2 separate regions of the Mus musculus genome follow, and region 1 is linked to region 2. The links are chromatin loops, found by intact Hi-C in ENCODE. Cell type or tissue: gastrocnemius. All regions are shown on one strand. Links, peaks and the distances in the headings refer to the core of each region. The heading gives the core; the rest is flanking DNA. Region 1 holds the start of Gm31080 (a long non-coding RNA gene). Region 2 overlaps Zer1 (zyg-11 related, cell cycle regulator).

What was found. Peaks named below come from ENCODE experiments on the same cell type or tissue, not always from the same donor. Only the 100,000 strongest peaks of a DNase experiment are listed, where the experiment ranks them.
Region 1: it touches region 2 in a loop (4-fold over the local background); 22 of 42 quality-filtered maps call a loop at or near these places.

The regions. Positions count from the first base shown.
Region 1 is chr2:30,152,475-30,168,516 of GRCm38, reverse strand. Gm31080 (a long non-coding RNA gene) reads right to left here and starts at 5,911. Exons shown (of 4, transcript XR_866091.1): 1 at 5,341-5,911; 2 at 3,906-4,113; 3 at 3,402-3,467. It also overlaps the pseudogene Slc39a1-ps. In gastrocnemius, for the core only: a CTCF peak has its summit at 6,500 (motif pointing right); no DNase peak of the experiment used is centred there; H3K27ac peaks cover 1,301 bases.
Region 2 is chr2:30,097,352-30,113,393 of GRCm38, reverse strand. Zer1 (zyg-11 related, cell cycle regulator) reads left to right here. Exons shown (of 16, transcript NM_001290503.1): 2 at 1-148; 3 at 2,062-2,212; 4 at 2,296-2,732; 5 at 3,013-3,189; 6 at 5,059-5,173; 7 at 5,272-5,418; 8 at 5,726-5,899; 9 at 8,372-8,587; 10 at 9,814-9,855; 11 at 9,958-10,077; 12 at 10,550-10,665; 13 at 11,441-11,629; 14 at 12,261-12,358; 15 at 12,978-13,080; 1 more. The coding sequence ends at 14,608. Among named protein-coding and RNA genes, the nearest start is that of Zdhhc12, 12 kb to the right of the region's middle. In gastrocnemius, for the core only: a CTCF peak has its summit at 6,857 (motif pointing left); a DNase peak (open chromatin) is centred at 6,839.

The DNA.
Region 1 (16,042 bases), core at 2,790-10,789, 55 kb before region 2:
GCAGAAGATATTCATTATATGTGATGGATCACGAACAGGTAGCTGAGGGGAATGTACACTGAGGACAGCCTTACCTCATCTGAGCGAGTGCTAAGCCAGCCACACCTCACACCATGGGCACAGGGCTCGACTCATGTCACTTTTCCAAAGGAGGGGAAGCCATCACATGCCACAAATAAGAGACAGAGGACAGGGGCTGGTTAGGTGGCTCAGTGGTTAAGAGCACTGACTGTTCTTCCAGAAGTCCTGAGTTCAATTCCCAGCAACCACATGGTGGCTCACAACCATCTGTAATGGGATCCGATGCCTTCTTCTAGTGTGTTTGAAGACAGCAAGGATGTGCTTGGGAGGCCAAATTGTTTAAGTTCAGACTGCATTTTAGAGAACCTGATCTAAGTTTGAACTCAGATAAACAGGCTGGTACCTAGCACTAGTTTCCAAGTTGCCACTCCCCTGCCCCCAACAAAACCCAAGCCTAGCTCCAGTCTCTAGACTAATCCCCAACAAGACCAGTGTCTCCAGGTTATTCCCCCAACAAACAACAAAGGTAACCCCCAGGTTACAAGCCCACCCCCTGCCTAACGACCACTGATGCAGTTGATGACAGGAATATAAATTTAGGATATGACTCCAGCACCAGCCATTTATGTTAAAAGTCACGGTAGCTTTCCAATTAGATGCTTGCACGCTTAACCCTCCCCTGCTCCCCACTTGCTGCTTATTATAAAGCCTTGACCTGATAGATATTCAGGGTTCACCACCACCACCAAAACCCTCTTGCATGAAAGTGGTGCACTGGATAGGGGTCGGGGGACTTCAAATAGAATGAAGACCCTGCTGTGAGATGCATCAGATCAGCTCCTGTCTTGTTTTGTTTTGTTTTGTTTTGTTTTGTTTTGTTTTGAGACAGGGTTTCTCTGTGTAGCCCTGGCTGTCCTGGAACTCACTCTGTAGACCAGGCTGGCCTCGAACTCAGAAATTCACCTGCCTCTGTCTCCCAAGTGCTGGGATTAAAGGCATGAGCCACCACGCCCGGCACCTGTCTTGTTTTTGTTAATCACATTCCCTGGCACTACATTTTGATGTGTTGGCTGAAAAGTTCCCCATGATACACAGGACTAGCAATCTGGAGGGGCAAAACCAGTCTAGGTATTTTTGTTTTTTATGTTTGTAATACCATGTTAAAGTTCCTGCTTTTTGCCTGTCTGAGAGCTGAATTTGTCTGAGCTTTCTGTGAAATCTGCCAAACAGAACAGAACAGAACAAGCTTGTGTAAAGGTAAATGTGAAACTCTTCCAGTCATGCTGAGATGATTTATTTGTGTGGAAACTGGTGGCTTGTGTTGCCATGGCAATTCTTCTAGGTTTGAGCCCTGCTAAGGAATCTGAGTGTCAGAAGCTTCCTATGAGGTCTGAGCAAGTGAGTACTTGCAAAGTGGCTCAAAAGCTTGTGATTTGTGTGGCGGCTAATTTGTCTAAATGTTAGAAGTTTTCTGTGAGATCTACAGAGTGGAATGAAAACTTGTGTAAAGATAAATGACTTATACTGCCATGGTAAGTTTTACAGGTCTCAGTAAACATCTGTGCAGTACTATGAGTTGTCATGTGTGAGAGCGCCACCTTCTGGTTGGCACTTGTTACTGCAAACTGTATTTTTCTGGTTTTGGTTGGTTTTGGTTCTGGTTGTGCCTTTCTCTGTTTGCTGACTCCAAATGGTGGCACATCTTTCTGAGAACAAGGCCTTAAATTTGTTTCCGTGGCCAGTTTGTGTTTACGACAGATGTGTCTGGAAGCAGTGACTGTGGTGGAGCCAGGAGACCTCCCAAGCCTCAATTTGGGTAGGCATGGGCTCCTCACCCATCTGGGAACAAGGCCTTGATTTTATACCTGTGGATGACTGCAGTTAAAGATAGATGTATTGCAGGGCAGTGGTGATGCACACCTTTAATTCCAGCACTTGGGAGGCAGAGGCAGGCAGATTTCTGAGTTTGAGGCCAGCCTGCTCTACAAAGTGAGTTCCAGGACAGCCAGGGCTATACAGAGAAACCCTGTCTCGAAAAACAAAAACAACAACAACAAAAACAAACAAACAAAACAAAACAAAAGATAGATGTATCTGGGAACTGTGGCTAAGGTGGGTCCAGGAGACATCCTGAGTCTCAGTCTGGGGTGGGCATGGACTCCAGGACACCCACCAATCTGGTTCTTTTCTGGTGTGTGTGTACCACTTTCTGGTTGTTTCTCCTTTTTTTCTCATTTGTTGTGTTTTGTGTGTTGTATTTGTGTTTCTCATTACAAGATGACATTGAAGAAGTGACTTTGACTAGAGGACTGTGATGAATTAAGTGACTTGAACTTTGATGGATGTATTAACATGAGACAGGCTACATCTACCACATTCTGCAGGTTCCCTTCACCACAGAAGAGGCAGAAAGCTTGTTCTTGGACCCATAGGGGAGCCCATCAGTAACCAAGCAGCAACTGATGCTTGCTTTCCCCTAACTCTCCCAGATTGGGATTTTAACACAATTAAAGTTAAGACCATCTTGGTCTACCATCAGACTCTTCTGTCAGGTCTCAAAGTGCTTGCAAGATGGTCCACAAATTAGGCAGAGAGAAAATGAAAGCCCTGCAGCTTTTGAAGACATTTCAACAGTACACCCCCATGGACCCTGCATCACCAGAAGCAAAAGCAACAGTCACTCTAGCTTTTTTTTTTTTTTTTTTTTTTAATCAGGCAGCACCAGATATTAAGAAAAAGCTCCAGCGGGGCAGTGGTGGTGCACACCTTTAGTCCCAGCAGTTGGGAGGCAGAGGCAGGCTGATTTCTGAGTTTGAGGCCAGCCTGGTCTACAGAGTGAGTTCCAGGACAGGCAGGGCTACACAAAGAAACCCTGTCTGGGGGGGGGGGGGGAGAAAGAAGAAAGAGCTCCAGAGGGTTGAGAGGTTAGGAGAAAGGAGTCAGAGAAACTTAGTCATAGTGACAGAGAGTATTTTTAAAAAAGAGAGAGACTGCAGAGGAAAAGCAGATGAGAGGAGAGAAGCAACAGATTCGAGAATGGGCAAAGATCCTGTTGGCAGCCATGGACAAACTAGAAGACCATAGGAGATGCCTAAAACAGACAACTTCAGAAGAAGGAGTTAAGGGAGGCCCTGAGGTCAAAAGTGCCCCATCCCCAACCCCAGGGTAACCCTAAGAGTAAAAGGGAAACCCAACAGTTTTCCTGTTGTTGTTGATTTTTAATAAAGTTCAATATTCTGTCTTGCTAAAACATGAAGATCAAGTCTCTTCATCAGTTTATAAATGGCTTTCCAGTGGCAACAGAAACAAAACAAAGACTCAGGACATCTTAGAGGCCCTAAAAATATTGGGCTATTGAGCCTTGACAAAGAAGGCCTTACTCTACTGTTGTGTCCGGCCTGCAGCTCACATGTTTGGGTTCAAGTCTGGAAAGGCATCTTAGAAACCTGGAAGAGAAGAAGGGGACTAGGCAGCGCGAGATAAAGACGGAACCAAGACAAGGCTCTGCTCAAGGTTCAATTTTACTATTCCGACACTCCGTTATGAAGGAGGGGGAGGGGCCGATTCCTGCCAAATAATCTTGGAGTAAGGTTGCAGGTGAACACGTGATGGCTTCGGAACAGCAAAGCGGCAGGCTCCAGCAGTGGGCGAGGCAGAATGATTGAGCGGCAAGCTCCACCCCTGAGCAAGCAGGTTTCAGGCTGGAGAGGGGAGGCTACACTCTACCAATTACAGGTGACCTCCCTAGACCCAGGGGATGCATACCCAGACTCGGGGCCCTGACATCAGCCAATAGCCAATCTGATACCACTTGCCAGAAGCTGCCCTCCCACCCCCGTTTGTGCAGCCTTCTGGTTAAAGATGATGCCAGAATGACTCCTTACCATCCTCTCTTCTCGAATGCCCCCAGGATAACGTTTCAGCTGCCCTGCTGCCTGACCCTGAGCTTGATTGATGGGCTTCTGCATGACTGCTCAGATGGATGCAGAGGTAACATGGTTCACCAATGGCAACTGCCTCATTCAGGATGGACAGAGATATGCTGGGGCAGTGATGGTCTCAGACACCAAGATCATATGGGCAGAACCACTCCTGGCAGGAATGTCAGAACAGAAAGCTGAACTGGCAGCTTTGACCAAGGCAATAGAGTTGAGAAAAGACAAGAGACACAGATGGTTGGTGCCTTTGCTACTGCTCACATCTAGGGTAATTTTTATATAGAGAGAGGCCCTCTGAAGGCAGAAGGAAGAACTAAACTCCATCCCAAAGAGCAACAAGACAGCCCAGTGGGTAATCCTAGAAAATTGGGCCCCTCATTTCCTTGACTGCACTAGATCCAGGAGATCCCACACCCTCTGACCAGACAGAAGATGGGATCTTGGCCAAAAGCCTGCCCATGTATCAGTGTCATAAGAGATGATGGAGATCAGCTGACTACAAACTAATTGTACTAGAGAAAATGGGTATAAGCATACTGAAAAAGATGCATTGTTCTTCAAACATGGGACCCCAGAGAATTCAGAACTTAGTCCACCATTCCCACATCAGAATTAGAGATCCCAACTCGAAAATAGCTGAAATTGTTAAAAAACAAAAACAGAAACAAAACACCCAAAACAACCATAAATCCTGTCAATTGACCAATGCAGTTGCCAATAAAAAGAACAAAAATACTCAATACTGAAGCACTAAGCCAGAAGTCTATCAGGAAATGGACTAATGAACTTCACAGAGGTAAAGCCAAGAACATTTGGATACGCCAGGGCGGTGTTGGCACATGCCTTTAATCCCAGCACTCGGGAGGCAGAGGCAGGCTGATTTCTGAGTTCGAGGCCAGCCTGGTCTACAAAGTGAGTTCCAGGACAGCCAGAGCTACACAGAGAAACCCTGTCTCAAAAACAAAACAAACAAACAAACAAACAAAACCAAAAAAGAAAAGAAAATTTGGATACAAATATTTGCTAGTATTTATAGATACCTTTTCAAGATGGACTGAGACTTTCTCAACTAAGCATAAGACTGTGCAGATAGTAACAAAGAAACTACTGAAAGAAATTCTTCCAAGGTTTGGTTTCTCTAAGCTTATAGGCTCAGACAATGGACCTGCATTCGTGTCCCAGGTAAGTTAGAGATTAGCTAATATTTTGGAGATTGATTGGAAATTTCCTTGTGCTGACAGACTCCAGCGTTCAGGACAGGTAGAGATGGTAAATAGAATCCTAAAAGAGACCTTAACTAAATTGACCTTAGAGACTGATGATGACTCTCTCCCCTTCATCCTTTATAGAGTTCAGAACTCCCCACCCAGGTAGGACTCACCCTTTTGAAGTTGTGTTTGGTTCACCTGCTGACAGAAGCTGTTACATGATCTCGAGGGTGCCCAGTGGGTGCACAAGCTTGTTTGGCATAGCATTGTGCTTTCCATAAAGCAGGTCCACCTGTGGAGCTCCATCAACTTGAGCCTGGAGACACAGCCAGGGGTCATAGAGCTTCGCTGAAAGGGTCCCTGTGCTACAGAGTCCACCACACATCCAGTTGCTGTTGAAGAAGACCCTGGCCAGCAGGAGGAGAATTCAGCCTCAAGACTCCCTCTTGTCTCCCACTGATGCCCCTACCCATGCCCCAGGGGCACCACAAAGACATAGCCCTGTCACTGTTTTCATGAAGCTTCAGAAGTTCCGTGATTGGGCCTTCTGGTCGAAAGAGAAAGGGAAGGGGGTGAGAGGTCAAGTCTTTTAAGTTCAGACTCCATTTTAGAGAACTTGATCTAAGTTTGAACTCAGGTAGACTAACAGGCTGGTATCTTGCATTGGTTTCCAAGTTGTCCCTCAACAAAACCAAAGCCTAGCTCCAGTCTTTAGGCTAATCCCCAACAAGACCAGCGTCTCAAGGTTACACCCTCAACAAGACCAGCATCTCCAGGGTATTCCCCCAACAAACCTGCATCCCCAGGTTACAAGCCCACCCCCTGCCTAACGACCACCAATGTGGACGGGAGCAGAAGTTAATTTATGGTATGACTCCCAGCACCAGCCAATTATGTTAAAGGTCACAGCAGCTTTCCAATTAGATGCCTGTTGCTTATTATAAAGCCTTGTCCTGATAGATATTCTGACCTCAACCACCACCAAAACCGTCCTGCGTGACAGCAGTGAGCTGGGGGGGACCCAAGCTAGGTGGAATAGAATAAAGACCCTGCTGTGAGTTGCATTAGTTTGGCTCCTGTCTGTTTTGGGGGAGAATCACTAACATTTCCCTGGCAGTACATACTCACATATACAAGATAGATAGATAGATAGATAGATAGATAGATAGATAGATAGATAGATAGATAGATAGATAGATAGATAGATAGATAGAACATAGCAGTGGCCCAAAAGCTCAGATCATAGAAGCTGCATTTTTTCTCTTCAGTCCACCCCTACCTGAGAGTGGAAGAATCCAAATCCCCTGCAATGTCCTGAGTCAAACACCAGAGGGAAGCAAAGAACACACCAAAGAAATTGGAGCCTAGAAAACTTTTAACCATGTGAAAGGGGTTTTAAGTGAAATTGATAATTTTAAAGAAAAATAGACACATAAAGATGAAAAACACAATAAAGAGCTTTGGGCTTTATGTAACACTATTTTAAACATTTTGAGGAAGATGGAAGTAATGAATAAAATTGGCACATTGCTGATTAAAATTATTGTATTATTAAGCTTCATTTGGGGGGTGGGGGGCTGAGACAGGGTTTCTCTGTGCAGCCCTGGCTGTCCTGGAACTCACTCTGTAGACCAGGTTGGCCTCAAACTCAGAAATCAACCTTCCTCTGTCTCCCAAGTGCTGGGAAAAAGGTGTGCACCACCACTGCCTGGCTTAAGCTTCATTCTTTTTTTTTTTTTTTTTTTTTTTTGTATAGAAACATCTTTTATTTGGGTAACATATCCCAAAACAGGTCAGTTAGTAAAATAGATTCTACAGAGTACAGACCTATGCACAGCCCTCCCTCCCCAAAAATAATCCTGAGGGAGGGAGTCTGTCTCCCTCCACCCCGGACTCCTCAGATATAAAGTTTTGGCAGGTTATTGGTTTTCTTCTAGGTATGGACCACCATGTCTACTTTCTGTAGTGTCTGGTGTCAGTACCTACTTTTCTCTCACTCCAGACCAGTTCAGTAAACATTTCTTCCCCACCCCAAATTATGGGGCCGAAATAAAAGAGCAAATAGGTCTCTACTGAGGTGCTGGGCAGGCCCCAGCTCCTCAGCACTGTGCTTTCAAAAAGGGGGCAGGTGAGCAATACATGTGCTACACACCTTTAATCCCAGTGCTCAGGAGGCAGAGGCAGACTGAGCTCTGAGTTTGAGGCCAGGACAACCAGGGCTATACAGAGAAACCCTGTCAAAAAAACCTAAAGGGTGGGTGGGTGGGTATTTGGCACTTTAACAACAGACTAGTGAGCTAGGCAGTGGTGGCATGGCACCCCTTTAGTCCCAGCATTAAGGAGGCAGAGGCAGAGACTGGTGGAGCTCTGTAAACTCAAGCCCAGCCTGGTTTACAAGAGTGAGTTCCAGGACAGCCAAGGCTACACAGAGAAACCCAAAAAGGTGAGGACAGGAGAGGCCAGATAAATTATGAAACCTGGCAGAGAGACCATTTGGCACTAGTCCCTTAGTGGAAGACAAGAGAGAAATATAAGAGTAGGAGGGAAGAAAGGAGGAGGAACCATTTCAGCCATCAGAGTGGTGAGATGGGCTAGAACCAACAGGATACTGGCTTTGACTTACAACCTCTGTATCTTTATCGCAATGAGGCTGGATGCCTAACTCAGTTCTTCTGTCAGCTTGTCTCTGAGATGTACTGCCTGGCCTCTGACTGTAGCAGTCTGCCTCCTTCTAATGTCCCTGACCACGTCTGTAGTAACTTCGCTATCTCTTATTCTTTGGGTCTGGGGCTAGCCTCTTCTCTGCCCACTTCCATCTCATTATTCATAGTCCAAATGTCCCATCCCTATCTCTAAGAGAACTCTTTGGTCCTCACTACTTTCCTTCTCCACTTCTTTCTATTTCCCACCAATTGAGAAGGGGAGGGAGGGAGGACAGGGGCACCTGATAGCCAACCTCCCCTGCCTTTTCTCCTGAAGCACCTTAGATTTGGACAAAGAGAAGGCCAGTGAGCAGGGCAAAGCCTGCTAGGAGCAGAATGACCTTGAGGATCCTCTGCTCAGAAGTGGCCAGTTCCTGGGGTAGAATTTCCAGGAAGGTGATATAGAGGAAGGTGCCAGCTGCCATGCCCTCTAGAACAGATTGGGCCAGCTGGTGCAGAGGCCCAGCTGACTCTGCCAGAGCTGCACCCAACCCGATGCCCAGAGGTGTCATACATGAGAAGAGGATCCCGCAGCCAGCCACCACCTGCACACGTAGGTGGCTCTGTAGCAGCCGCAGGGACAGGCTGACTGCCAGAATGCCCCTGTGAAGCAGCAGAGCTAGGCACAGCTCCATTGCCCGAGCCCTGTCTCGCTGCAACCCTACAGCCAGGCCCTCAAATACTGAGTGCAAGGCTAAGGAGAAGACCGGGACACAAGCACGCAGGGCTGAGGGAGCTGCTGGAGTTCCGCCGGCCTGGGGGATCCCTGGTCCATCATGCCAATGCTGAGGCCCACCATTCACTGTGCCCAGTAGAGCCCTTGTCTCTTTCGAATGGGGTGGACTGGACTGTTCCTTGTAAGCCAGCGTGATTTGCTCCATCACCAGGACCAGGAAGAAACCCATGGCCAAGATGAATTCTTGCAAGGGGAACTGAAGCGTCACATGCAGGGCCTCCAAGGCCTCATCTATGGCAGCCAGGTAGTCAGGCAGCAGGTCCAGAAGACATGTAGCCAAAAAGACTCCTCCTGCGAAGCAGCTGACGAGGCTCAGGGCTTTCTGGCCCGAGGCTGAAGCTTCATGGTTAGCACCTGACCTTCGAAGCACACAGACAGGTACCAGGCTGCCGATGAGTGTCAGCAGCAGCAGCACCAGGGCCCCCAGTTTCCCCTCCAGCCCTACTGGCACCGAGGGCTCCAATGCGACTGCTTCTGGGCGCCACACCAGGAGCTCTGGTTCCCCCAGGACCCCATGGTGGCTGTGATAACTCGGTGACTCTTGGACCTATACAGAGAAAACTCCCGAGGGTCTCACTCCATTGCTGTCTCTCAGTTCCGGCCTTGCGTCGGGAATTCCCACCCCCTCCCCTTAAGCTTCATTCTTAACAAGCAGTTTGGTTTGCTGTATCTTTTTTTTTTTTTTTTTTAAACCAAGGACTTTGAAAAAATTCACAAATCTTAGAAAAAAGTACAGAAAATTATAAATCAGAGTGAAGAGATTACTTGGATATCTTAAAAAACAGGAAAAAAGACAAAGGTGAAATATGATGAGAAGCATTAGAAGAAAGGTTACAGAAATTTATAAATCTAAATGAACAAGATAGCAGAGACACAGGCGCAGGAGAGGGATGGAAGATGGACATAGATTTAAAAGGGGAGTTTAAAATATTGACAGATTAAAAAGAAAGCCAGCCAAAGGTTGTTAGGAAAACCAAGCCAAACCAGCAGCTTGTCCATGTAGTGTCCAGCAAAGGCCAGCAGCTTGTCCATGTAGTGTCCAGACAGGCCAGCAGTCGCTGAGCACCCCTGAGAGGACTGTGGACGGCTTCCTGGGGACGTGCTGGCCTTGGGAAAGTTTAAGGGAACTTACAAGTTAAGTGTTGCTAATGTTGGCATGCACTTGCCATACCTAAAAAAATCTTGACTTCTTGGGTGATCAAAACTAGAATAATCCAAGCTGGGTGTAGCACTTTAATCCCAGCACTCGGGAGGCAGAGGCAGGCAGATTTCTGAGTTTGAGGCCAGCCTGGTCTACAAAGTGAGTTCCAGGTCAGCCAAGGCTATACAGAGAAACCCTGTCTTGAAAAACAAAACAAGCCGGGTGTGGTGGCGCACACCTTTAATCCCAGCACTCGGGAGGCAGAGGCAGGCGGATTTCTGAGTTCGAAGCCAGCCTGGTCTACAAAGTGAGTTCCAGGACAGCCAGGGCTATACAGAGAAACCCTGTCTCGAAAAACAAACCGAAAAAAAAAAAAAAAAGAAAAGAAAAGAAAAACAAAACAAAACAAAACAAACAAACAAACAAAAAAAACCCAAACCCTAGAATAATCCAAGTCTGGAAAGATATGGCAAGAACAATATTAGAACCTGGGTCATGGTTACAATGACTTTTGTAGTGGATAGAAGAGGCTAGGGAAACAGAACCAGGGTTATTAACATTCCCACAGACCCCTGCTAGGGGAAGGTCAGTACGTGGAGGTAGAGATGCAAGTCATATGTCCTTATATGATGAAGAAACCTTGGCATTATGACGGATGGCAGCCTTAAATGCCCAGGACAAATTTTTTTTTAAAGATTTATTTATTTATTATATGTAAGTACAATGTAGCTGTCTTCAGACACTCCAGAAGAGGGCATCAGATTTCGTTATGGATGGTTGTGAGCCACCATGTGGTTGCTGGGATTTGAACTCCGGACCTTCAGAAGAGCAGTCGGCGCTCTTAACCACTGAGCCATCTCGCCAGCCCCCCCCCCTTTTTTTTTTTTTTTTTTTGGACAAATTTGAAGGAATAGGAAAAAGAAACATTCACTGGCTTTTTGCAAAAATTGGCTTCAGCTGCAGATGCGAAGACACCAGATCCACTAGTAGGAAGACACTAATCAATACCAGATCCACTAGTAGGAAGACACTAGTCAATACCAGATCTACTAGTAGGAAGACACTAATCAAATCTTTGGCTTTTGAAAATGCTAATGCTGAGTGCAAAGGTGTGATCTGATCTGACTTTAAAGACTTGATCAGCAGCTGTAGCTGAATGGATCAGAAATGCAGTTGAGTCGGGCGTGGTGGCTCACGCCTTTAATCCCAGCACTCGGGAGTCAGAGGCAGGCAGATTTCTGAGTTCAGTTCGAGGCCAGCCTGGTCTACAAAGTGAGTTCCAGGACAGCCAGAGCTGTACAGAGAAACCCTGTATGAACAAACAAACAAACAAACAAACAAACAGAAATGCAGAAGCCATCCCTAAAGCTTTTGAGAAAATGCAAACTCACAAATGTATTTTTCCATTAATTTATTTATTTATTCATATTACAAACCAATCACAGCCACTCCCTTCTCACAGTCTTACCCCATCCCAGACCCACCCTGGGTATTAACATACCCTGACTCATCAAGTCACTGCAGGACTAGGCGCATGCATCCTTTCCCACTGAGGCAACACAAGGCTGCCCAGTTCCCTAACTGTGGGGTAGGATCCACAAGCAGGCAGCAGAGTCAAGAACAGCCCTGACTCTGGTTTGTGGGGGACCTGCATGAAGGCCAAGCTGCATGTCTGTTATATTTATATGGAGGAGGGGGTGGCTAGGTCCAGCCCATGCTTGCTCTTGTTTTTTGTTTTTGGTTTTTGGTTTTTTTGAGACAGGGTTTCTCTGTATAGTCCTGGCTGATCCTGGAACTCACTTTGTAGACCAGGCTGGCCTTGAACTCAGAAATCAGCCTGCCTCTGCCTTCCGAGTGCTGGGATTAAAGGCATGCACCACCATGCCCCTCCATGCTTGCTCTTTAGTTGGTGGTTCAGTCTCTAGGAGCCTCCAAGGGTCCAGGGTTAGTTGACTCAGTTGGTTTTCTTGTAGCGTCCCTATCCCCTTCAGTTCCCTCAGTCCTTCCCCCAACTCTTCCACAGACTCCCTGAGCTCCATCTACTGTTTGGCTGTGGGTCTTTGCAGCTGTTTCTATAAATGAAACAAAAAACCAGAAGGGGTCAAGAAACAGATTAAATTGGGAAATGTCTATAGATGATCAGAGTTCAAAACTAAAGATATTTGCACATAATTGAAGGAATGGTAGACACTAAAGCTGATGCAAATATAACCTCTCCAAAATCTTTTTTTTTTTTTCTTTTTTTCGAGACAGGGTTTCTCTGTATAGTTCTGGCTATCCTGGAACTCACTTTGTAGACCAGGCTGGCCTCGAACTCAGAAATCTGCCTGCCTCTGCCTCCCGAGTGCTGGGATTAAAAGCGTGTGCCACCACGCCCGGCCTCTCCAAAATCTTGGCCCTCAAATTGCCCTCTTAAAGAGGTAGATATCCAATTTCAAGGAGTTGAAACTTTATCCCAGGTAAAACAAACTATCAGATGGCTTAAATGTATAGGGCCAAAAAGTCAAACAGGAAGATTAAGGTTCTATGTGGTTGAGAGAGCCATAAATTTATGGAGAAGATATTATATTACAACAATGGAAACACAGATTAGCCTCCCTCCAACTTCAGGGGCAAGGATTAAAATAGGTGATGCCCCTGATAATTTTTTTTAAAAGATTTATTTATTTATTATATGTAAGTACACTGTAGCTGTCTTCAGACACTCCAGAAGAGGGAGTCAGATCTTGTTACGGATAGTTGTGAGCCACCATGTGGTTGCTGGGGATTTGAACTTCTGACCTTTGGAAGAACAGTCGGGTGCTCTTACCCACTGAGCCATCTCACCAGCCCCAATAAATTTTTTTTTTAAATGTTATCAAAGACAGTTACAGACTCTCCAGGCTGTCCATAAACATGGTTGTTAATGGACAGACTCTTCAGTTTTAAGTGGGGGAGCCACTGCTGATAAAACACCAATAGCCTGACCACTAAGGTGAACTGACTGACCAACCTGTTTGGACCAAGCAAAGGTCTATGATAAAGGAAAAATTACAGGCACTAGAACAGCTGGTCTAAGACCAGCTGGAGGCTCAACACATAGAGGAGTCCACCAGCCCTGGGAACTCTCCTGTATTTGTCATTAATAAGAAATCTGGCAAATGGAGGATGTTGACAGATCTGAGAGCAATCAACGAAGTCATTCAGCCAATGGGTTCTTTACAGCCTGGAATCCCATTACTGTCCTCGTTACCTAAGGAATGGCCTATCACAGTGATTGATCTAAAAAGTTGCTTTTTCACAATTTCTTTACAAGAACAAGACAGAGAAAAATTTGCCTTCTCCCCCACACTTAACAACTCTATGCCAACCAAAAGGAACCTTGTGGCAATCCTGCCACAGGGAATGTTGAATAGTTCTACCTTATGTCAATATTTTGTACAACACTATTGAAAATAATTCATAAACAATTTCTTTGATCCATAATTTACCACTATATGAATGATATTTTGCTGGCTGACTCAAATGGATTTACCTTAGAAAGAATGTTTAATGAAGCAAAAAGAATTTTGCCTTTTGGGGTTTACAAATTGCTCCAGAAAAAAATCGAAGAGGAGATTCTCTTAATTATCTAGGATAAAAGTCGTGTTATACACGTGTTCTACAGAAAATTAGACCACAAAAGGGACAAATCAGGAGCGATCAATTAAGAACTCTTAAAAATTGCCAGGAGAACAGCCAGGGCTATACAGAGAAACACTGTCTCGAAAAACCAAAAAAAAAAAAAAAAAATTGCCAAGAGAAGCCAGGCGTGGTGGCACACGCCTTTAATCCCAGTACTTGGGAGGCAGAGGCGGGCGGATTTCTGAGTTCGAGGCCAGCCTGGTCTACAAAGTGAGTTCCAGGACAGCCAGAGCTACACAGAGAAACCCTGTCTCAAAAAAACCAAAACAAAAAAAATTTTTAAAAAATGCCAGGAGATATTAACTGGCTACAGCCTACAGTTGATTTGCCTACTCAAGAGCTAACTCTTTTGTTTAACATCTTTCAAGGTGACAAAGACTTAAAATAGTCCAAGAAGATTATAAGTAGAAGTTGAAAAGAAATTGGCTCTGGTAGAAAAAAAAACTGTAAGATGAATATATAGATCATAAAGATCTACAGATGGCTTGTATTTTATTTATTTCGCCACAAATTTTATGGGGACATGGTTTGATGCTGCAATGGGAAACACAGATTAACATTCCCCCAACCTCAGAAACAAATAATAAAATAAAGAATGCTTCTGAAAAAAATTAAAAGGCATTACCAAGCCTTCTAGCCTTGATAATTCCTTGAGAATAGCCTTGGCAATCCCAAGGGCTGGTGGACTCCTCTGTGAGTTGAGCCTAGTCACAGACTGTCCAGGTTGTCCACAAGAGCAGGACACAATGGGCAGCCTTTCAAAGGTACTAACTGCCCTACTTTAAAAATGGTTAAGTGACAAACCTGATGGACATTCAGTCCTTCTTCTTCTCCTCCTTCTCCTCCTTCTTCTTCTTCCTTTTCCTTCCTCCTCCTCTTCTCCATATAATATTTATTTATTATATGTAAGTACACTGTAGCTGTCTTCAGACACTTCAGAGGGCATCAGATTTTGTTACAGAAGGTTGTGAGCCACCACGTGGTTGCTAGGATTTGAACTCAGGACCTCTGGAAGAGCAGTCAGTGCTCTTTTGTTTTGTTTTGAGACATGGTTTCTCTGTGTAGCTCTGGCTGTCCTGGAGCTGATTGGCACAAGGGCATGCACGCATATGTGCTCTCTCTCTCTCTCTCACACACACACACACACACACACACACACACACACACACACACACAATTAAACGCTAATGAATAGTAATCGGGCATGGTCATTCTTACCTGTAATCTCAGGAAGAGAGGATGGGGCAGAATAACCATGGGTTTGAGGCCCATCTAGGGTGAGGCATCAAACACACACAGGAGAGCAAAGAAGTTTACCATGGAGATCTATACCAGCTTCTCTTTATTCTTCCACTAATGGTCAATTGAATTTTTTGGTGCTTGTGAATGCTACGAATATATTCACTGTTCTGTGTGGAAAATCATTTCTCTGGGCACAATTTACTGAAGACTGTCTTTTCTTCATCATGTTCTGGCTCCTTTGTCAAAAGTCAACTGATTCCAAATGCTGGAGATGGCTCAGCAGTTAAGAGCACTGGCTGCTCTTGAAGACCCCAGCACCCACATGGCAGCTCACAACCTTCTGTAACCTGGGGATCTGATATGCCTTCCTCTGGCCTCATAGGCACCAAGCACACATACAGCAGGCAAGCACTCATACACATTTTCTGGGCAGTGGTGGTGCATGCCTTTAATTCTAGCACTCAGGAGGCAGATGAATCTCTATGGGTTTGAGGCCAGCCTGGTCCTCAGAGCAAGTTCCAGGATACCCAGGGCTACACAAAGAAATCCTGTTTAAAAAATAAAAATTCCTAAACAAACAAAGAGCCTTTAAACAGATGAATTGCAAGATTCCTACCTGTTTCTGGGCTTCCTGTTCTGTTGGTCAATGGCAAGTGGTCCCTCTCACCAGCATCGTGTTGTAATTACCGTAAGTTAGAAGTTTAAAGCTGGCCCCCAGCTTTGTCCTGTTTGCTCAGGATTATATTGGGTACCTGGGATCTTTTATGGCTCCCTAACCCATTTTCAGATTTCCCTCCTTTTCTGTGAGTTGTGTGTGCATACCTGTGTGTGTGTGTGTGTACGTGTGTCAGGGACCTGACCCACAGTCTCAGACAGGCAAAACAAACATTTTGCCACTGAGCTACACCCCAATGTCATAGAAGTTTTGTTTCAGGAAAGGCCTCAATAGGCAGTCCCAGGAAGACTGGAACTCACTACACAGAGCTGGCTGGTATCCAGCTTACCAGGATCCTTCCTCCTTGTGGAGCGCTGGATTAGAGCATGTGCCAGCACCTTTGGCCACAGTGGCATTTGGATAGGGACTACATTCACTCCTGTGATGTCTCTGACCCGGGGACGCAGAGCCGTCTTGTTCTCTGCTCCTCCTCCAGTTTCTCCCAAGCCTTTATTTACCGTGTTCAGTATTCTCGGGACTGTGGTTCCGGCTCAGTGACACAGTGCTTGCTCGATGTGTGTGTGGGCCTGGGCTCTATGACTGGCACAAAATCCCTAAACACTTTAATTTCTTCTAGGTATTGCAAGTGGCATTTATCATTTTCAGAGTTTACAGTTGGCAGAGGGAAATACTTGTGTTTTTAGCAGTGTGCTTGGTACACACCTTTAACCCCAAC
Region 2 (16,042 bases), core at 3,110-11,109:
ACACGCCCGAGTCCCTGATGGCCCTCTGTACTGACTTCTGTCTCCGGAATCTTGATGGCACCCTGGGCTACCTCCTGGACAAAGAGACCCTGCGGCTGCATCCAGACATCTTCTTGCCCAGTGAAATCTGTGACCAGCTGGTCAATGAGTGAGCAAGGGTCTCCCCAGGACTGGGCAGGGTTGGAGCCCAATGTGAGGGGTGAAGTTGAGCTGATGATCAAGACCAAGGCAAGGGGGAGTGGCTGTGAGGGTCAATGTGTTACCAGACATATGGTTACATGTGCATTGGTGTGTATGCACAGGGGCACACATGAAGGAATGGGTATACATGTAGGATTATGCAGCACAGAACGTGTGTGTGTGTGTGTGAAGCACCATGTGTGTGATGACAGATAAGTTACTATAAAGTCCTGCATGTACATGGGCCAGCATTATGTGCTCCTGTGTGTGTGCTCGCACCTGTGCCTGCACCTCTGAACTACGTACACATAAACACGTGTGTCAAGATCAGAACAGTAGACCTGTGATCAGAGACTGACTCACGCAGATGCTCTTTGTACAGCCTCCTGGTGGATCCCCACCGCTCTGGAACCCCACAGCACAGTGTGCATGTCCTTCCTGAATGCTTAGTTACCAGTTGCCCCAACAGGAAACCACAGGATCAAAGAGTTTCACAGCCAGATAGGAACCAAGGGAAACAAGCTCCTTATGTGTTCTCAGCACTCAGTGTAGGCCAGGCATGTGGCTGAACCCTTTATCAACCTAGCATGGAGCCAAGTGCATCTCATAGATGGAAAGTCTGGGGAGGTTCAGTTGCCTGTGAAAGGTTCCCGGGTGGAAGCAGCCTAGCATCTGAGATGCTATGGGTTTCACAGTGCCAAGAGCTTCCATATCTTTCTTATTCCGCCTCCTTCCTTTTTTTGGTTTGTTTCTGGGTTGTGTTTTTGTTTTTGTTTTTGTTTTAAACAAAGAGGGTTGCACTGTTCTTTGGCTGACCTGAAACTCACTTTATAGACCAGTCTAGCCTCAAACTCAGTGATCCACCTAGCTATGACCGCAGATGCTGAGGATGTGCAATCCAATGCCTGCTTCTTTTCAGGTTTTTGGGTTTTTTTTTTTTTTTTTTTTTTTTTTTTTTTGGTTTTTTGGTTTTTCAAGACAGGGTTTCTCTGTGTAGCCCTTGTTGACCTGAAACTCACTCTATAGACCAGGCTGGCCTCCAGCCCAGAGATCCGCCTGTCTCTGCCTCCTAAGTACTAGGATTAAAGGTGTGTGCAACCCACTCACCCCCCAACTGGGTCTTTTCATTTGAGACAATTCATTTACTTATTTTACATAAATATGTCTTCAGACACACCAGAAGAGGGCATCAAGTCCCATTACAGATGGTTGTGAGCCACCATATGGTTGCTGGGAATTGAACTCAGGACCTCTAGAAGAACAGCCAGTGCTCTTAACCGATGAGCCATCTCTCCAGCCCTCTTTTATTTTTAAAAGAGCCACCATGTAGGTGCTAGGAACTAAATACCAGTACTCTCCAAGAACAAATATTCTTAACAGCTGGACCATCTCTCTAAGCCGCTAGCCTAGGATTCATGCACAAAAGGCTGTCTTGGCTAGATAGGGTTATACTGATAGCTCAGACTGCCCAACAGGCAACTGTAAGCACAAAACCATTTTGATTTGCCTGCCCTGGAAGGGGATGATAAGGCACCAGAGGCTACTAAGGAAGAGTCCAGACTTGGTGTGATGTGGCTGAGGTCAGTGCACACCCAGTATGTTAGGGCGTGCCTAGGAAGAGGGGAACACATGTTATGGGTTACAGGTATGTGTTTAGGCAGAGTGCTAGAAGGAAGTTCTTGGGACTTGCTGGTGATCACCCTGAAGACCACCTTTAGATTCCTATGCCCTGGGGCCTATGGATAGTCAGAGTCTAAGCAGATGCTGTGAAGAGAGGTGACAGTTGCCTAGTTGATGTCATAGCCCCCAGGCCTGTGATATGGCTTCCAGAGGCAGCCCGGCTCCTAGGTACTTAATGAGCTAGGCTTGCTTCTCTCGAAGGTATGTGGAGCTGGTCAGTGCTGCCTGCACTTTTGAGCCACACGAGACTTTCTTCAGCCTCTTCTCAGACCCCCGCAGTACTCGGCTCACTCGCATCCACCTTCGTGAGGACCTGGTGCAGGACCAGGACCTGGAAGCCATTCGCAAACAGGTGAGACCCTGCCCACCCCCCAGAAGCCAGGCCTGAGGTGGCTCAGGGCAGGCAGAGGAGTTGAGACTGCTGTGCTACTCCAGGACCTGGTGGAGCTCTACCTGACCAACTGCGAGAAGCTGTCCGCCAAGAGCCTGCAGACACTGCGGAGCTTCCGACACAGTCTGGTGTCCTTGAGTCTCTCCGGCTGTGCCAACATCTTCTATGAGGAGGACAACCCAGGCGGCTGTGAGGATGAGTGCCTGGTCAACCCCACCTGCCAGGTGCTGGTCAAGGACTTCACCTTCGAGGGCTTCAGCCGCCTGCGCTTCCTCAACCTGGGCCGCATGATTGACGGTATCCCCGTAGAGTCACTGCTTCGGCCACTCAACTCCCTGGCCGCCTTGGACCTCTCAGGCATCCAGACAAGTGATGCCACTTTCCTAACACAGTGGAAGGACAGTCTGATGTCCCTTGTGCTCTACAACATGGACCTTTCAGATGACCACATCCGTGTCATTGTCCAGCTGCACAAGCTGCGGTGAGCACCCGGGGCAGGAGTTAGACCGGGGAGGAAGCAGGGGATAGAGGAAAGGTGGTGTCAGTCCTGCGTCCATCAGGGAAACCCTTGCATGGAACAGAGGGAGAGAGCCCACTCTTTAGACCACACACTGTAGAGAGTTGAGGGCAATTTAGGGCACCCAAGTCCCAGCAGGGTGTTTCTCCAGAATTCCCTGGAGAAGCTGTGACAGGCATGGACCCTTCCCTGCTGTGGCCTGAAGGAGTAAGATCCTGACCTGTGGTCCCCACCTGATCTCCAGCCACCTGGACATCTCCCGAGACCGCCTCTCCAGCTACTACAAGTTCAAGCTGACTCGGAAGGTGCTCAGCCTCCTAGTGCAGAAGCTGGGGAACCTAATGTCACTGGACATCTCTGGTCACATGATCCTAGAGAACTGCAGCATCTCCAAGACAGATGAGGAGGCAGGGCAGACCAGGTGGGTACCTACTCTGCCGCTGGGAGGAGGCCACTCACTAAGCCCTGAGCAAGTTCCCTGTGCAAAGTACTGTGCAGGTTGGTGAGGCTGGCATGGTAAGCACACCTTTAATCACAGTACACCAGCGACAGGCTATGCTCATCTCTGTGGATTTGAGGCCAGCCAGAGCTGCATAGCTTCAAAAGGGAGTGGGGTGGCTAGAGAGAAGGCTCAGCAGTTTAGAACTCTTGTTCTTCTATAGGGCCCAGGGTGTTTTGTTTTGTTTTGTTTTTTGTTTTTTGTTTTTTGTTTTTGTTTGGTTGGTTGGTTTTTTTAGACGGGGTTTCTCTGTATAGCCCTGGCTGTCCTGGACTCATTCTGTAGACCAGGCTGGCCTCGAACTCAGAAATCCACCTGCCTCTGCCTCCCAAGTGCTGGGATTAAAGGTGTGTGCTGCCACCACCACCCGGCAGGGCCCAGGCTTTAAGTCCCAGTACCCACATGGAGGCTCACAACCTGTCTGTAAGTCTAGTTCCAGGAGACCTGACATCCTCTTCTGGCCTCTGCAGGCACCAGGCACACACAGAGAGTGCAGCGTATATCCAGGCAAAATACTCAAACCCCACAAAGTTAAATAATCATTAAAAAAAAAAAGGCACGGGCCAGTGAGATGCCTCAGCATGTTAAAGTGCTTGTCACCAGATCTGACAACCTGCTTTCTGTCCCTGAAATCCACTCCTACAAACATCTGCTGATGTCCCCATGAGTGTGAGCACTCAAGCATGCACAGGCACATATACACACATATTCAATACGTTAACAGGAAGGAAGGAAGGAAGGAAGAGAAAGACAGACGGGGAGAGGAGGGGGAGAGAGAGAGAGAGAGAGAGACAGGCCCTGAATGCTGTGGCCCGTGTGAGCTGACAGGAAAGGAAAGTCACTCTGGGCACTGGCAGGGGAAGTGCATACTCGGGCTGCCTGAAGCCTTCTGAGTTTGTTGAAGAGATCACATAGCAGCATGGTGATCTTCCTATCGTCTGGATCAATCTGCACCGAGATCTGGCAGGTTGAGAGCCTAAGAAACAAACCGCACCGGGCATGGTGGAATGGTAGGGACCAGCAGCCAGGGACCAGCAGCCAGTGGGGACCAGCAGCCAGGGGTACTGCTGTCCCTTAGGTGGTGCCATGGCTGATCTGGGCCTCTGTGAACTGCTGAGATCTCATTCCAGGCCAGCCGCTAAGACTGGCCTCCAGCCTCCCTCAGCCGTATTTAGCTTTAGATGGCTGAGGAGCTTATCTTGAGCTGGAGAGATGGCTCAGCTGGTAGGAGCACCTATTGCTCTTCTGAAGGGCCTGAGTTCAAAACCCAGCAACACATGGTGGCTCACAACCATCTATGATGAGATCTGACGCCCTCTTCTGGTGTGTGTGAAGTCAGCTACAGTGTACCTATGTACAATAATAAGTAAATCTTAAAAAAACAAGAAAACAGAAAGAGGAGCTTATTCTTGCTTGTCAGTGAAATGTGTCTGTGGTATAATGGCAGGGGACCTTTCAAAGGTACTGGCAGTGGTGGCAGCTCCCAGTCCATGTTCTACAGTACGCCCTCCCACCCTTCCATCAAGAAGTGAGAGCAGGGAATGCAGCTCAAGTGGTACAAAGCTCTGACTTTGATCAAAGCAGGCAGAGAAGCATGTGCCTGTATCCCAGCACTTGAGAGGTGGGGTAGGAGGACCAGGGGTTGAAGGTCAGGCTCAGCTCCACAGTGGGTTGGGCAGGGACAGGATGAGATTAGAAGCCGTTGTTTCTCTATGGGTGGAGTTCCTGGTCCATGGGGGAGCCCAGGCTAGGTCCAGTCAGGTGGCTAGCTCTGACATGCTCTTTCCCCAGCACCGAGCCATCCAAGAGCAGCATCATGCCCTTCCGGGCTCTGAAGAGGCCACTGCAGTTCCTTGGGCTCTTTGAGACCTCATTGTGTCGTCTTACGCACATTCCAGCCTACAAAGTAAGAGGTGGAGTTGGGAGGAGGAAGTGGCCAGGTACCGCATAGCACTGAGTCTGGGGTCCCATTACCTGGGTTGTCCTGACATGTTCTGTCACTAGGTGAGTGGTGACAAAAATGAAGAGCAGGTGCTGAACGCCATCGAGGCCTACACAGAGCACCGGCCCGAGATCACATCCAGGGCCATCAACCTGCTGTTTGACATTGCACGCATTGAACGCTGCAACCAGCTTCTGCGGGCCCTGAAGGTCAGCTCAGAACCCAAGGCCCTCAGGCTCCCAGATACTGCTGCCCTCCTTCTCTGTCCTTCTGCACCCAGCCCTGATCCCAGGGGAACAGGTAGTCTTGCCTTGCAAACCTCCGCCCTTTGGCAGTGCTGGCCTCACTGCCAGCCTGTCCAGGCCCTGCCCTAGTTTCTGATCTCACATCTCCCCAGGAGAGCAAGTCTAAGGTCAGCCTTTCCCCAGAGAAGACACGGTGACTTAAAGAGCCCAGGCTGTCTTTGCCTGCCTCTGGCAGTGCCCCAGCTCCAGCCCCTTCCCTGTGTTCACACAGCTGGTCATCACAGCCCTCAAGTGTCACAAGTATGACAAAAACATTCAAGTGACCGGCAGTGCTGCCCTCTTCTACCTGACCAACTCCGAGTACCGCTCGGAGCAGAGCGTCAAGTTGCGGCGGCAGGTCATCCAGGTGGTGCTGAATGGCATGGAGTCCTACCAGGAGGTGACGGTGAGCCCCTGCCTGCTGCGGCCTGCATGCTTAGGCCCAGTATCCCTTCCTGCTCCCCAGGCTCCCCAGGCTTAGGGGGCCTTTGCCAACTCTCCTCGCACAGTTGCTGTCCCAGAAACCTGCCCCTGGCACACAGGGACCGCAGAAGCTGGCTTCAACTGCAGTCCCCTGCCTGTGGCCATCCTACCTCTGCCCTCTGTGTTCCTGATTTGCCATTTTCTCTGCCCCTCTCTCCCTATCATTGTTGGGGGTGGGGGAGTTCTAAAAACAGGTGGTATCTGTTTTTAATTATAAAATAATAAACATTTACCATAGAACAGTTACAAAGACATGAAAAACACCTAAAACTCTACCACACACCTAGCCTTCCCCTGCCGTCCTTACTCTGAGATGTGGTCTATGCATGAGAATTTAGTAAACAGGTTGTCTGCACCACTCTGCATGTTTGTGTAATGTGGATGCCATTTGTTTTGTTTTCTTTTCTTCTCTTTTGAGACAGGGTCTCACTCTAGCTCTCTCTGGCAAGTCCTTACATGAACCAGGCTGGCCTCGAACTCAGAGCTCTGCCTGCCACAGCCTGTAGAGCTGAATAACGATGCGCACCGCATCGTTACTTCCAGCTTCACCAGGGCTGGCACTAAAGGCGTGGTGCACATCAGTGTGTTTGAGCTCTGCTTTGAAGATGTGGCCTACCCAAAAGAGAAAAAGAATGGGGATCAGGCATACCGGCTCTTGCCTGTGAGCCCAGCCTCAGGAGACTGAGGTGGGATTGAGGTCTGGGCTTCAGTGTCAAACCCTGTCTCAAGAAGAAAATCAAGAAAATGGGGCAAGGACAGATGGTTCAGCAGTTTAGAGCACTGGCTACTGTTGCAGAGGACCCAGGTTCAAATGGCATATCTCACACCCATCTGTAACTCCAGTCTCAGGGATGCAGCACCCTCTTCTGGCCTCAGTGGGCACAGCATGCATATGGTACACAGACATATGTGCTAGCAAAACACCTACATACATAAAATTAAAATCAAGAAATAAAAGGAGTTGTTGTTGGGTGGTGGTGGCACACTCCTTTAGTCTCAGCAGTCAGGATACAGAGGCAGGCAGATCTCTGGAGTTCCAGGCTAGCCTGGTCTACATAGTGAGTTCCAGGACAGTCAGAGCTACACAGAAGAACCTCTCAGAAACAACAACAACAAAGGAGCTAGGACAGTAGTTTTCTGCAGAAATTGTAGCATATAAACATTGTAAAGGGTTGGTTACCTTTAAACTTTAAGGCTAGGGCAGATGCAGGAGGACTCTCTCTGAGTTTGAGGCTAGCTTCATCTACACAGTGAGTTCCAAGACAGCCAGGGCTACACAAAGAAAGCCTATTTCAAACAAGAAAAAAAAAAGCAAAATAAGCTTTCTCAAATTACAGTATTTGGGGCCGGGGTGTAAGTCAATGTTGGAGTATTTGCCTAGCATGTACAGAGCATGGGGTCCGGGGCTCGGCTCCCAGCATTGTAAAACTGTGTGCGTGTGTGTTGTATGATAAAGGGAAAAGCAAGGTGTTGCCTAAGGGGCCATACCCTCTAAACAGTGTATTCGATAAAGCATGGAGAGTGACAATACTTAATAAAGAAGAATGTAGGGCTGGGTTGATGGCTCAGTGCTCAAGTTAAAGGCACTTGTTACAAGCAGATCTTTGTGAATTCCAGGACAGCAGGACAGCCAGGGATACACAAAAAAAGCCTGTCTTGAAAGCCACACACACACACACACAAACTTTTACTATTACCCCTGCAGAGAACATGGGTTTAGTTGCCAACACCCATTTGGTGGTGGCTCCCAAGTGGCTGTAATTCCAGATCCAAGGAATCCAGCACTGTCTGCCCTCCCCTGTCACAATGCATGGTGCATCTATGCAGGCAAAACACTCAAAATATGTTTAACAAGGAAGAAAAGGAGATTAAATGACGACCAGTATAGTACATTTATGCATCATCATAAATGTTCAGGCTGGGAAAGAACAACTGAGAAGGGGTGTGGCCAGATGCCTGTACACAGCCACCTGGATGACAGCCTGGTGCTGTCTAGCAACATGAACATGTGTCCACCTACACCTTCTGATCCAGAGAGCCCTCAAGCAAGCCAGGCTTGGTGGAGGGAAGAGGATCAGAAGTTCAGTGTCATTATTATTTTATAATAAATAAAACTTAAAAAAAAGAAAAGACAGCAAGTATTAGTTGAGCCTGGTGGTATAGTAAGGCAGCAAGGGTGGGAGTTAAAAGCTAGCCCTGGCTACGTGATCCTCAGCTCAGCCCGGACTACGTGAGACCCTCATCTCCATCTCAGAAACCTACAAACCAAACAAACCAAAAAGCCTGCTAGCTTCCTCTTCCAGAGAGCCTCCCCAGCTCTGGGTAACCTCTGACCTGGAGTCCTGTCCCAAATCTGTCCCTGAACGTGCTCTGCTTGTCTCCCAACCTGGCCCAGGTGCAGCGGAACTGCTGTCTGACCCTCTGCAACTTCAGCATCCCCGAGGAACTGGAGTTCCAGTACCGCCGGGTGAACGAGCTGCTGCTGGGCATCCTCAGCCCCACGCGTCAGGACGAGTCAATCCAGCGGATCGCTGTGCACTTGTGCAATGCCCTGGTCTGCCAGGTGGACAATGACCATAAGGAGGCTGTAGGCAAGATGGGCTTCGTCGTGGTATGTGAACTTGACTGCCCTCGTCCTCCTGTTCTCTGTGAGGGAGGCTGCAAGAGGACCTGGCATCAGGGGGAGGAGGGGGAGGAGATTCTTTAGGGTAGACCCAAGGAAGTGCATCTCTGTTCTTGTTGGGGGTGAGCTGGAGGAGGGGATTGCTAAGGGCTGAGCATGAGCCTGGCACATGCTAGCAATCAGCCCAGCACACTGAGCTTCACACTACCACTGAACACTCTTTCCTTCGTGTGTGTGTGTGTGTGTGTGTGTGTGTGTGTGTGTGTGTGTGTGTGTGTGTGTGAGTGTTGGTGAGTGCTTCTGGAGGCCAGAGTTGTTTGATCCACCTGGAGCTGGAGTTACAGGTGGCCATGAGCCTTCTGACATGAGTGCTGAGAATTGAACTTGGGTCCTCTGCAAGAGTAGGACATAATCCTAACCACGGAACCATCTCTACACTTCCCTAGAAGAGTTGCTTGCTTGCTTGCTTGTTTGTTTGTGACATGGTCTCTCTATGTAGCCCTGGCTGGCCCAGAACTTGCTATGACCACAGGCTGGTCTCTGAGTCAGAAAGATAACTTTCCTCTACCTCCCCTGAGTGCTCGTAGTAAATGTGGGCACCACCATGCCCATCTCAGAAGAATTTCTTGTGCTTTGTTTTTCAGACAGGGTTTCTCTGTGTAGCCCTGGCTGTCCTGGAACTCAATCTGTAGACCAGGCTGCCCTTGAACTAAGAGATCCACCTGCCTCTGCTTTCCAAGTGCTGGGATTAAAGATTGTACCACCACGCCTGGCTTTCAGAAGACTTTCTTAATGTGACTGTTGCTATGACTTTGTAGTCTTCTCTGTCTTTAACTACTTCCACTCAGCTCCATGCAGTAAGCCCTATGACAAAAGACCCAGGGCTGGCCCTTCATCACTATGCCTTTCTGGCCTGGTATGAATAAATTATTAGCCTAGCACCTGGGACAGGATAAATATGGAAGGAAAGGAAGATTTGGGGGTTAGGGGCACCAATTGTCACCCTCCCTTATCCCTGGGGAAGTGCAGCGCCTAGCAGAGAAGCACTGTGACAAGTGTGTCCCCAGGTGTGTCCTTGACCACCCTCAAATCACTTCCAAAAGACCTGGGTGCTGCCAGGCTGTGTCACCTGGGACAGGCAGTGCCCCCTCCCTGCTGAGCTCCTAAGCTGGTGGAGCCTTCTGACTCAGGCAACCTCTCTCCTCTGCCCACAGACCATGTTGAAGCTGATCCAGAAGAAACTGCTGGACAAGACGGTAAGCAGAGCTCACACACTCTGCTCTCACCCCAGAGCCTTCTGTGTCAGAGTTGGCCATGTGTCCTCAGGAGGACATAGCTGAGCTGTGCCTCCCCCACAGTGTGACCAGGTCATGGAGTTCTCCTGGAGTGCTCTGTGGAACATCACAGATGAGACACCTGACAACTGCGAGATGTTCCTCAACTTCAATGGCATGAAGCTCTTTCTCGACTGCCTGAAGGTAGGCAGTTCCCGGCTGCCACCATCCCACAGGTGCCATCCCACACAAGCCTCCCATGGGCACACAGGGCCAGCCACACACAGACAATGTCTGCTGCTGAGAGACGTGTCAGGAACCTCCTCTCAGCCATGCCGTCCAGCTGTGCCCCCTGTTCTGTTCTGCCTGCCCACAGACCATTCCCTGCTAACAAGATAAAATTCTGCCCAGAATGTAGGACTCTGTTTTGTTGGTAGCTTCTTAGGGGCTCCCCTAAAAGGACTCTTCTGAGCTGTGGCAAGTGGAGCCACAATCCTCCCAAGTCAGCTCTCTTCGGGGCCTCTCTCCTGGTAGCACTGGAGAGTTGGGCTTGGCTTACTGTACCTCTCCTTTGTCTAGAAGGTCCCTTCACACAGGTGCCCACAAAACCTGCAGGGTAACAGTATCAGACATGAAGGGACCAAGTATGAAGGCCTTGCTGGTTCTCGTTCCCCAGGAGTTCCCAGAGAAGCAGGAGCTACACCGTAACATGCTAGGGCTCTTGGGGAATGTGGCAGAGGTAAAGGAGCTGCGACCTCAGTTGATGACCTCCCAGTTCATCAGCGTCTTCAGGTTGGTACTTCCTGGGCCACCAGAATACTCAGAACAATTGTGTACACTGTGAACACTGTGCTCTGTCCAGTTTCTGTTCTTGATACTGCCTTCTCTCTATATTGTGCTTTTTAAAAAAAATTATTTACTTTATGTATATGAGTACACTGTAGTTTTTTTAAGACACCCCAGAATAGGGCATCAGATCCCATTACAGATGGTTGTGAGTTGCTATGTGGTTGCTGGGAATTGAACTCAGGACCTCTGGAAGAGCAGTCAGTGCTCTTAACCACTGAGCCATCTCTCCAGCCCCTATAATGTGCTTTTGTTTTCTTTTGATCCTGTTTTTCATTCTGTGTATGTGAGGGATGGGTATGTGCCCATGAGTGCAGCTGCCCATAAAGGCTAAGGCTCTGGGTCTTTTCTCAAGAGCTGAAGGGCACAAGTGATTGCAAGCCATCATGGGTACTGGGACCTAGCTCCAGGATGAAAGAGCAGTGTTTTAGTCTTTCAGCCTACCACAGATGGCAGTAATGTTACATCCTTTTCTCTGAAGGACTGTGTATACCAAGTGGCTAGATGTTGTGACATGAGCTTGGGAAATGAAGCAGGAATCTTGACCAACAACAAACTCCAAGCCAGCCTGACTCAAAAGTAGAAAAAAAAGAGCCAAGTGATTTTCAGCTGAGCAGTGGTGCAGGCTTGTAACCCTGGCAACCACGAGGCTGAAGCAGGAGGATGTAGAGTAGTGGCCGCCCACGAGCACACGCATGATGGATTTTCTCTCTCTTGGTAGCAACCTGCTGGAGAGCAAGGCCGACGGCATTGAGGTTTCTTACAACGCCTGTGGTGTCCTCTCTCACATCATGTTTGATGGGCCTGAGGCCTGGGGTGTCTGTGAACCTCAGAGGGCAGAGGTGGAGGATCGTATGTGGGCGGCCATCCAGAGCTGGGATATCAACTCCCGAAGGAATATCAACTACAGGTCAGAGATGGGAAGGTACACAGCATGGAGAATCAGAAGCTGCTTGTCTCAACATGGGGTGCCAGAGCTTTCCACCCTGGTCCTGTTCTCCAAAGGTGTTTGCCCTCACTCACTGTAAGGTCCAGTGTGTGAGGGGCACCTCTCCCACTTGTTAACATGTGCATCTAGCCAGGCCTGTCTCTTATGCATGTTACATACAGCAAAACACAAGTCACCTGTCACCCCGCCCATGGCCATCCGGCTGCCTCAGTCCTTCTCCCTGCCACGCTGTGTATGGTAAACAGTTGAAAGGAAAGCCATCTTGAGCGGCTGTGCTCAGGCCCCAGGTCCCTGGGAGGCAGGAAGCTGAATCCCAGGACGCTTGTGAATGAAGCTTGGCTGATAAGAATTATTGTAGGTTTCTCTCAAGGCTCCCTTCCTTACCAGTTCACACTCTTGGTTACCAAGACCCTAGCTTTCTGCCCTCTCCCTCTTCCCTGACTTTGGTCTTCTCCAGAGCGAGCTTCTGGGTGGGGCCAGCAGCAGGGCCCTGGCATCCTACAGGCTTGCCCATGCTGCCTTTAGGACCCTGCATGGAGGAGAAAGCCTCCCCCTCCCCAGCCTCCAGGTAAAAGTGGTCTCTCTCCTGCAGGTCCTTTGAGCCAATCCTCCGCCTCCTTCCCCAGGGTATTTCTCCAGTCAGCCAGCACTGGGCCACCTGGGCCCTGTACAACCTCGTGTCTGTCTACCGTGAGTGCCTCCCATCCCTTAGCTCAGTCACTCAGTTGAACACAGCATATCCACAGGGAGCTGGCACACAGGGATTTACTGTTGGCATTGGAGAGATGCCAGTGTGCCTGTTAGCCTAGTGCACCATCAGAGGTGCCTTTCTTCACACTCTTCCCCTACCTGCCAGTGAACTTCCCAGTCTTTTTGCCACCTGCAGGGCAGAAGGACACCTGGCTGGTTACCACAGTCACCTGGGGGTGCCTTACTAGCAACATCATAAATTCCAGCTTCTGCCTGTGGAATCTGGTCCCAGAACTTCCAGGGAACCTGTGTCACGATACAAACCTCTCCGAGAGAGTTCATGCTTTGGGCCTGTGGTCAAGATATTTCCCATAGGACCAACTCCAGGAAAATTATAACCACAATTTCTGGGAAACAGTGGGGAAGTACCTTTCCCAAAGACTTGCCCATTCCCTTCCATGTGGCCCCAGGAGCCTTGACACCCTTGGCCTGTTCCTGCTCCCTCTTGGCAGTGTCTTTCCCCAGGCAGCAACTGTAGAACAGTTCTGGTCAACATTCTGCGTGTCTGGGAACAGGCCGGTAGATGCACACTGTCCTCACTATTGCCCCTACCTTATAGCTGACAAGTACTGCCCCCTGCTGATTAAAGAAGGTGGGATGCCCCTGCTGAGAGACTTGATCAAGATGGCAACTGCCCGGCAGGAAACCAAGGAGATGGCCCGGTAAGAAACAAACTGCATTCCTGACTAGGTACCTTGGTATGGGGGCAAAGGGCACAGTGGGGATGGCAGAAATCTCCAGGAGTTATCAGTGTTGAGTGTGGAGCAAACAGTGTATGGGTGTCCAGCAGAGGCCTCTTGTCATTGCCCATGGATGACAGACAGGGTCTCAACTCTCAGGGGAGCTGCTCTGCTTTCAATTCCCACTGAGCACCGAGCACTAGCAAGCACTCTACATTATTTTTGATCAGTGTTATTCCAATAAAAATGGACTCAGTGCAGTGAGCGTATGCTAGAAGCCACGTGCATACAGTGCTGGGTTATTTGAACGCAAATATGAGGGAAACGCACCCTTGGATGGCAGGGGTGAAGCTCAGCGGTACAGCTCTCGCCTAGCGTGTACAGGGCCCCATGCACACAGAGATGATATCAGAGTGAAGGGCGGGGCATGCCAGAACCCTCCCTGGTCTTCTGTGTCTCTGAGATTCAGTGTTGAATGTTTAAGCCTCAGTTCTGATTGTCCCTCCTTCCCAGTGTGCACTAGAATGTACACTACATTAGAATCAGTGGGATTGCATTGCCTTCCTCGTGCCTGGATCCATGCTCTCTGGGAGGTTATTCCTTTGTCACAAATCTGAGCACGGGATAGCCTGAGCCTCAGAAACACCCCCACCCCCCATCCCCACGCCTTTCTGTTGTGGAGACCCCAGCCAGCACCCTGCCATTCAGTCTTTCTGGTGAAGAGACTGGTTCAGTTTGAACTGACTGGTCCTCGAACTCAGTGTCCCTTGGGAGTCCCCTGGAAAGTGTTAGAACTGAACAGCTGCCTGCAGATTTTTTACCAGTGGGCTTGGGGCTATCTATGTTAGACAAGATCCAGGACTTTTCTGTGGGGCTTGTCAGCGAGCCCTCTTGGTCCCCTGAGGCCTGCAGTGTGTGAGCCAGCAGGTATCTGCTTCAAGGAATGAACTATCCTGGGAATTTCCTTCTCAAAAGCCCTCAGTGCAGCCTGTCAGCAAATGGAGGCTGCAATAAACCCCAAAACCCTGAGTCTCCCAGTTGAACAGGCAAGCAGTGTAAGGGTGAACTGCAGTGGGTGGCAGTGTTCTCGGGGAGTAGGCTGAGCTGGCACACTGAGGGCCTGTGCATATCTTCAGTCTGTTTGGGGGGCCCCTGTGGGCCTCTGAGCAGAGGAAGAGCTGCTGGCTGGCAGAGCAGATGCTGAAGAGGGCAGCAGTGGGTTTGGGAGGTTAGGCATGGCTGCTGGTAGGACTTCCTCCTTTTCCTAAGTTGAGGGCAGTGGCAGCATTCATGGCCACAGGTACTACTTCCCAGGTGTGCTGCCAATCACTGGCAACACCATTCAAGACTACGTCAGGGTCACTCTTAAAGCTTGGTAAGTAAGTAGCTGTGGGGCTCCAGGAGAGCCGCTCTCCTTAGCCACCCTCCAATGCTCTCCCCGGTTTTATCCAGCAAGGTGATTGAGCACTGCAGTAACTTTAGAGAGGAGAACATGGACACGTCCAGATAGAGGCCACACAGCTCGGACCACAGGCCGGGAGGAAGCGCTGGAGGTCTAGTGGGCAGGTCCCTTTGCGGAGCCTCCTACAGGGTGAAGAAACAGCGAGGACTTGCACAGCCGACGCATTTCCTTAATGTTAGTGAGATATATATTATATATATATATATATATATATATATATATATTTTTTTTTTTTTTGGTTAGGAAGTGTGAAGTTTTGTGTGTATGACTTCTCCCGAGTCTTTGCAGCTCCTTGCCACTCTTGGTCCGCCTCCAAGCTTTGGTTGCTGCCATGTTCCCTCCTGCCCCAGCCAGGCTTGCCTCTAATGCTGTGAGTGCCTGGCCCCTTCCCAGTGAGCTGACCCTGGCCTGGCTTCTGTCTGTTGTGGGAGGAGCTGGCCCTTAGCAGGCTACTCAACATCCCTGATCCCTGCCTGAGTGCCCTGCCCAGGTTCCCAGGTGAGTGAGGCTGGCAAGCTTTAGGATTAAGTCCAGCCCTACTGGGTTTCCCAGAAGCCTTGGTGCTCCAGGCTGTGAGCCATCTGGGGCCAAAAGAGTAAGCTGTTCCCAGGCCTTAGGCCAAGCAGATCCTGTCCAGAGGACCCTGGAGAAGCAGGGCTCTGTTGGCCCACTGCTCTCTGGCCAGGCCTGTCTGTGGCCATGCTGCTATGGAGGAAGGCTGCCTCAAGTCTCCCTCAGGCCCCTAGGTTTTTGAAGGCTGCAGCCCAGAGAGGGTCAGAACTCAGGGGCAATTACACTGCCCCTTCTGCCAAACATGCCCCAAACCGCCTCAGCTCTGGCAGCTGGCACCTTCCGGGACCAGGGTCTTTCCTTGTTCTGTAGCCCTTATCTGCCCACAGCACCCCAGTGCCCAGGTACTCCCACCAGCAGCAGAGCTGAGCCCACCCGCTGTCCAGAAGATACTACAGCTCCCTCCAAGGCAGGAGGTCCCCACTCCAGCCTCACAGTGGCAGCAGGAAGCCACCTCCAGACCAGCACTTGGACAGTCCTCTGTCCCTCCAGCCCAGTCAGGTTGTCCCTGAGAAGCTGCTGCGCTGTGTGACAGGCAGTAACAGCAAGCTCTCTGGATATCTCCTGCACCCTGTCCTTGTATCTCAGCATTGCTTTTCATTGTTGTAGCTACTGAGGAGACCCATGCACATAAGCAGGCTTTAGGGAGCAAAGCTGGCCCTGGAAGCAGCCTCTGGTGTGGCTTTTTCTGCCCTCTTTCTTCTCTGTGCCCGTTTTTCCGGGCTTGCCTGCCTACAGTCAGAAGGGGCCTGGCTGCTCCCAGAACTCAGGGAGAGGCGACTGATCTTCCCAGAGGAAACTCTCCCTGCCAGGTTGCTTCGCCCATGCAGCACTTGGGCAGCCTCAGCCCATCCTTTCCATCCCACGTCCTCTGGCCCTGCAGGCCCTGAGCAGAACTCGCATCCCATTGCT